2 separate regions of the Homo sapiens genome follow, and region 1 is linked to region 2. The links are chromatin contacts, found by Hi-C or POLR2A ChIA-PET in ENCODE. All regions are on one chromosome and are shown on one strand. Each heading gives the region's core, a stretch centred on a gene start or an enhancer-like site at or near the end of the contact. The rest is flanking DNA. Distances are from core to core; before and after follow the strand shown.

Region 1 (3,315 bases), core at 552-3,051, 480 kb before region 2:
AAGGCATTTGCAGTTGTAGAAAAAGAAAAATGGACTCATTGATTGGAGTGTTATTGTGAAATCATGCTGGAGTGGTGGGCTGTTTATTGAAAGGTGGATATAATTTTCTGAGCCTGATATTGGTGCCCTCCACAAATATGCGGATGCCACGTCGTGGAAGGGTTCATCAGGCTCTCCATCTCTCAGGGCCAGCATGTGACCCTGTGAAGTTGCTTATCCTTGACTGTCTTAAGTATCTAATGTTTGGCATGAGGCCTAGTTGGCATGGCTGCAATCTACTCAAGAACCCTATCCTAACATTTCATGAACTCAGTTCCTGCAGTCTCTATCAGCTGCGGCAGGGGATGGTGATATGGTTTGGCTCTGTGTCCCCACCCAAATCTCATTTCAGATTGTAATCCTCATAAGGGATTGTCGAGGGAGGACCAAGTGGGAGGTGATTGGGTCATGAGAGTGGTTTCCCCCATGCTGTTCTCATGATACTGCATGAATTCTCACGAGATCTGATGGTTTTATAAGTGTTTGACAGTTCCTCTTTCACACATGGTCTCTCTCTCCTGCCACTGTGTGAGGAAGGAGCCTGCATCCCTTTCTGCCATGATTGTAAGTTTCCTGAGGCCTCTCCAAGTCACGTGGAACTGTGAGTTAATTAAAACTCCACTGTTTATAAATTACCCAGTCTTGGGTAGTATCTTTATAGCAGTGTAAAAATGGACTAATACAGATGGCAAACTTTTTCTATACAGAGCCAGATAGAAAATATAGGTGTTATGGGGCACACTTCCTCTCTGGCAGCTACTCAATTCTGACATTGTAGTACAAAAGCAGCCATGGAGAATATGTAAATGAATGGCCATGGCTGTATTTTCATAAAACTTATTTACAAATTCAGGTGGTGAGCCATAATTTGCAGATACCTGAGATATCGTAATACCCCTTCTAAGATGCTCCTGAGACATGTACTAGCCAAACTCGAATGAAGTTTTGGGACCATATTTTGTACAGTTCAGCAGCCCGTATAATGGCATAGTGGCAGACAGAATCTCAGCTCTTCAGAACAGCAGCCCTGTCTAGGTCAATCAAAAATCCGGGATTCATCTCTTTATTCTTGTGCCTTAACAATTGTGGTTCCTTCTACCTCTTTTTTTCTTAGTCTCTATTTAAATACTACTTCCTCTAAGAGGCACTTTCTGATTTGGACTCTAGACTAGATTATTATTATTTTTTTTGCTCTGTCACCTGCAAGTTTCATAAGAACAGGACCATGATCATTGCCTAGCACAATGCCAGGCTCATGGTAGGTGTCCATTTATGTTCTGATTTTTTACAATTGTTCAGTTGAACTTGTTTCCCATGCATGTTTCTCCCCGAAGGTGGCTCTGATGAATGTGATCAGTTTTCCCTGGTAACGGCTCCTACCTTTTCACAGCCACCTGAGGTCCAACAGCTTTGCCATGTAGTGTACTTGCATCTAAGCCAGGGCTCTCAGCAGACCCAGAATCTCAGTCCAGTCAGACCCACCCTCTTTTCTAAATGTGTAGAGTTTTCACTTCTTATTTGTTAAGCAGTTAAAACCACAGAGCCAACACTCTCTCAGAAAGCCAAGTATGGAGACCAAGTTCTCCAGCTTGTGGGTTCCATGGTCATCTGGCTCTGTTGACAACAGACAGAGGTCCAGTGTGGATGTTGGAGATATAATCTGGGCTTCCAAGAGCAGTAGAGTCTGCAGAGGTGATTCAGAGAAGGGCAGGGTGCCAGGGTAGCTGGCTGCATGGGAACAGAAAGCTGGGGAGGCAGCCCAACTTCAGGTCATTCCCACCTCCCTGCGGTCAGCCTGGGCTACTACTTTTCTGGGAGAATTTGGAAAGGACACACCCATATCTATGAGTTGACTCTTGAGCTGTGCCAAGGAGAAGCTGTATAAGTTTGGTTGTCCTTTGTGGTCTGGCAGCTTCAGAAGCATGACAGTCCATTTTGTTCCTTATCCCACTGGGTGTTCACTTGATGAATGATGAATGGAATGCTAGCCTTGACATGAAATACTGCAGTAACCACATTGGCCAGTGCACCACATCATATGATTTTAGCTTTTAGCTCTCTGTGAAATATCTGGCATTCATTTGGATAAAAATGTCAGCCCAGACACATATCTTGTATTATCTATTGCCAAGGCCTGGAAAATGGAGTAGAGTTTTGCAAGACCTGGCAATTGAATAAATATAGCTAATAAGAGAAACAAGAGCAGGAGTGGCTGGGTTGCCTTTTGAGTCAAGATTTTAGCAAGGAGATACTCTGCTTGTATAAGCAAAGCAGGAATAGGAAACACTGACCAATTTCGGAAACAACGTTCTTCCCCTCCCCCCTCTTTCCCCCTTCCCTCTCCTTCTTTTCTTTCTTTCCTTCTTTCATTTCTTAGAGACTGGGTCTGGTTCTGTCACCCAGGCTAGAGTGTAGTGGTGTGATCATAGCTCACTGTAGCCTTGAACTCCTGGGCTCAGGCCATCCTCCTACCTCAGCCTCCCAAGTAGCATGTGCTACCACACCTGGTTAATGTTTTTGTCTTTTTATTTTTGTGGAGATGGGGTCTCATTTTGTTGCCCAGGTTTATCTTGAACTCTAGCTTCAAGTAATCTCCCCCGCCTTGGCTTCCCAAAGTGTTGAGTTTACAGGCATGAACCACTGCACCTGACCTAGAAAGCTCTTACAAAGAAATGCTGACCGGGCGCGGTGGCTCATGCCTATAATCCCAGCACTTCAGGTGGCTGAGGTGGGTGGATCATGAGGTCAAGAGATTGAGACCATCCTGGCCAACATGGTGAAACCCTGTCTCTACTAAAAATACAACAATTAGCTGGGTGTGGTGGCACACCTGTAGTCCCAGCTACTCGGGAGGCTGAGGCAGGAGAATCACTTGAACCCAGAGGCAGAGGTTGTAGTGAGCCAAGATCGCACCACTGCACTCCAGCCTGGAGACAGAGCGAGATTCCATCTCAAAAAAGAAAGAAAGAAAGAAAGAAATGCTGGCCTCTAAATAACCAAGTTAGAGTTGGTTGCCATGATTGTCTTTTAATGACATCTACGTACTATCCTTTTCTGACATCAAAACCGACCCTGGCCGGGCGCAGTGGCTCACGCCTAAAATCCCAGCACTTTGGGAGGCCGAGGCGTGTGGATCACGAGGTCAGGAGATTGAGACCTTCCTGGCTAACATGGTGAAACCCCATCTCTGCTTAAAAAAAAAAAAAAAAAAAAATTAGCCAGGTGTGGTGGCGGGTGCCTGTAGTCCCAGCTACTCGGGAGGTTGAGGCCAGGGAA
Region 2 (3,574 bases), core at 761-3,260:
CAGGAGGATCACCTGAGGCCAAGAGTTTGAGACAAGCCTGGGCAACACAGCGAGACCCTACAAAAAATTTGAAAAATTAGCCAGGTGTGTTGGTGTGCACCTGTAGTCCTAGTTGCTCAGGAGCCCAGCAGGTCAAGACTGCAGTGGGCCATAATTTCACCACTACACTCCAGCCTGAGTGACAGTGCCCAAGACCCCATCCCTCATAAAAGAAATAAAAATTAAAAATTAAAATTAAATTTAAAGGCTGGGTGCTGTGGCTCACGTCTATAATCCCAGCCCTTTGGGAGGCCGAGGTGGGCGGATCATTTAAGGTCAGGAGTTCAAGACCAGCCTGGCCAACATGGTGAAACCCTGTCTCTACTAAAAATACAAAAAAATGAGCCAGACACGGTGGCACGTGCCTGTAATCCCAGCTACTTGGGAGGCTGAGGCAGGAGAATCGTTTGAACCCAGAAGGTGGAGGTTGCAGTGAGCAGAGATCGCACCGCTGCACTCCAGCCTGGGTAACAGAGTGAGACCCTGTCTCTAAATAAATAAATAAATAAATACATTTTCTTAAAAGGGAAAAAAAATATTTTTAAACTCTTTAATGAACAGTTACTAGCAAACATTGTATGTAAGCAATGTTTGCAAGCAGAAGCTACCATTTGTCAGCTATTAAGGTCAATGCAACCTTCCTAGGTGTTGGCCTTTCTGACATTCACTCCTTTACACTTAAGGGTGTAATGGGCTTTATCTCAATAATCCCTAGATCCTCTGAGGACAGGGCTATGTTCATTTTTAAATTTTTTTATGTTTATTTTTATAATTTTTTAAATTTTGAGATGGGAGTCTTGCTACGTTGCCCAGGCTGGTCTCGAACTCCTGGCCTGAAGTGATCTGTCCTCTTTGGCCTCCCAAAGTGCTGGGATTACAGGCATGAGCCACCATGCCCAGCCAACGGATGAGGCTATGTTCAAAGTCACTCTCTCAGCCTTTTCTGACCACCAATAGACCCAAAGTCCACATTTCTTAGCACGGCATAGATGCCTTCTGGGGCCTAATTTTGCCTACCTTTCTCTCCCAGCTCGTCTTCCTCCATAGTCTGCCTCAGACTTTCCTTGTGTATTTATTTGCAGGCATAATGTCATTTCACGTCTCTGTGACGTTGCCCTTCCTATTCACCCAACCACAGAACTCTTCCCCACCCTTCCGTCAATTTTGCTTGCCAACTCCCATTCATCCTCTGAGACTCAACCCAAGCCCCAGGGCAGGCTTCTCTGAACGTCCAGATTTGGAAGCTCCTCTCTGGTTCCCACTGCCTCTGCTTTCTCATCAGCACAACATTCATGTGTTGAAAACATTTATTTGCTACGCCCCACCTACTCCATCCTGAACCACTCTCTAAGCTTTTAGAGGACAGGATCCATGTCTTCATCTCATTAATGCCAAGCACAGTGCCTGTTACTATTCAATAAATGCTTGCTCAAATATATTATTTTGGTATTATCTAGCCCTGCTTGACTACCAGCAGACACACTTTCAATAAGTAACTGATGATTAATTTACTAAGAGATCATAATAAAAAAGTTTTTGCCAAATGCTCTTTATTTTAAGTGCGTTCAATAAATTTGCACAGATTGGAAAAAGGAAATGTCTTGGCTTAAAAAATTTTCTCTATGATGTGCACTGGTCTTTCATTTTGAATGCCGTTTTCGCAGACAGCAGGCCTGATATGGAATACCTGGGCGAAGGGCACGCTTTCCAGGCATTGCACTACAAATCCTAACTTCTTTCTCACGTATGCGAATGTGTGGCAAGTATGTATGTTGATAATTCCTAAGAAGTCTGTATTCTATTTTAATCAAACTGAATAGGAGTAGTCCTTTGTTAAAATGAATGAAATCTGCAGTTAGGCACTGGAATTCATTTCCAAGGGAGGGGTTCTCCAAGAAGCCTTGCTCCAACTCCACCCTGGCGCCTGCCCTAAGAGCGCCTGCCCAAGGCCAATGTGTCCACACCCCGGCCAGGAAAGGGTTGGGTCCCCTTCAAGGTTCAGCTGCAGCCCCTGGGGACAGGAGGCTACGACACCATTGGGCTAGTCCCAGGCTCTCTGCACAGCTTGAGGTTGGGTTTCTGGATCTCTGACGTTTTCAAACCTGGCACACTCTCCACATCCCCTGTAAACCGTAATACTACTATTTAGTGAGCTGTGATCAGACAGTTGCTGCACATTTGCATAATACCTACCCTCCTTGCACAGGTGGAGTAACTGAAACAATTTTTGAAATGATTTTCCCAAAGATGGTGCGTAGCCATCCTGGGGTAACACCCGGAGGAGCTGATTCCAGACCTGCACAGGTGATGAGCGATGTATTAAAGCTGTGCTAATCATTATAGATTTTAAGTTTTTCACATATATCACCTCGTTTTATACCCACCAAACCCCTATTAAGAAAAAGGTGTCCTCCTCTTACTGATGAGCAAATTGAGACAGAGAGACAAAGTGAAGGCTGGAGAGGGGCATGGCCAGTAACCATGTAGTGGGGTGGGGACAGAAACCCATGTCTTGTCTTGATTCAGAACTCTGTCTACCCCTTCTCTCTCTCTCTGTCTCTCTCACTCTCTCTCTCTCTCTCGCTCTCTCTCACGCACACGTGCAGACACACACATAGAAATGCTTCGCTCCTGGGGAAAAAGGGAAGGGACAGGTAGGAAGAGAATCTGTGAAGAACCAGAAGTGTGATTTACATAAGACAAGTTTTTCATAAATATGCCAGGCACCATAAGAAATAAATTATAAAATCAGGCCGGATGCAGCAGCTCATGCCTGTAATCCCAGCACTTTGAGAGGTCAAGGTGCGCAGATCAATTGAGGCCAGGAGTTTGAGACCAGCCTGGCCAACATGGTGAAACCCTGTCTCTGCTAAAAATACAAAAATCAGGCCGGGCTTGGTGGCTCATGCCTGTAATCCCAGCTACTCAGCAGGCTGAGGCAGGAGAATTACTTGAACCTGGGTGGCAGAGGTTGCAGTGAGCTGAAATGGTGCCACTGCACTCCAGCCTGTGGGACAGAGTGCGACTCTGTCTCAAAAAAGAAAAGAAAATAAAGAAATTATAAAATCACTCACTGATATTTGCATTACCAACTGAAGAGTCTGATAGGCCCCTAAGTTGGCTCACCGTAAAGATGGCTGAGTTTTCCCTTCGTTTCTATCCTAGTTTGCTCTGAAGTACAGACTACAAATATGATAAGACAAATGTGTTTGCAATTTTAAGCCATGCACAATGGTTTGCACCCGTAATCCCAGCTACGTGGGGGTCCAGGAGTTCCAGGCTATGTGAGCTATGATCCTGCCACTGCACTCCAGCCTGGGTGACAGAGCAAGACCCTGTCTCTTAATAAATAAAATAAAATATGTTTGCAATTTTAGCTCCATGAATAAAAGCATTCAAACTGAATTCTCCACTAACACCAGAAATTTGGCCTTAAATGAAGACTTACTGTCTCTTGCTGTGAAGTATGATATAATGTCTTAGATATATGAAGATCTCAAATGTCCACTTAGTTGAAGGCCCAACCGTTATTGTA

Evidence for each region. Hi-C counts contacts between places; a loop is a spot of excess contacts on that map. ChIA-PET counts read pairs that join two places held with the same protein, here RNA polymerase II (POLR2A). Pooled maps may share reads with other maps.
Region 1: a map of psoas muscle shows a loop between it and region 2 (2.4-fold over the local background). The contact joins two enhancer-like sites. A Hi-C loop is called at or near these places in 3 of 168 maps with a recorded cell type or tissue (cardiac septum, gastrocnemius medialis and psoas muscle) and 2 of 50 pooled maps. POLR2A ChIA-PET finds 5 or more read pairs at or near these places in 1 of 52 experiments (AG04450).

Annotation. Positions count from the first base shown.
Region 1 is chr6:134,825,762-134,829,076 of GRCh38, reverse strand. The region is part of intron 2 of LOC101928277 (a long non-coding RNA gene); the gene reads left to right. Among named protein-coding and RNA genes, the nearest start is that of ALDH8A1, 120 kb to the left of the region's middle. Within about 2 kb of position 1,801, at least 13 of the 41 ENCODE cell types and tissues checked have a DNase peak (open chromatin) inside an H3K27ac peak, as active enhancers do.
Region 2 is chr6:134,340,842-134,344,415 of GRCh38, reverse strand. All of the region lies in intron 1 of LOC105378009 (a long non-coding RNA gene), which reads left to right. Among named protein-coding and RNA genes, the nearest start is that of SGK1, 25 kb to the right of the region's middle. Within about 2 kb of position 2,010, at least 4 of the 41 ENCODE cell types and tissues checked have a DNase peak (open chromatin) inside an H3K27ac peak, as active enhancers do.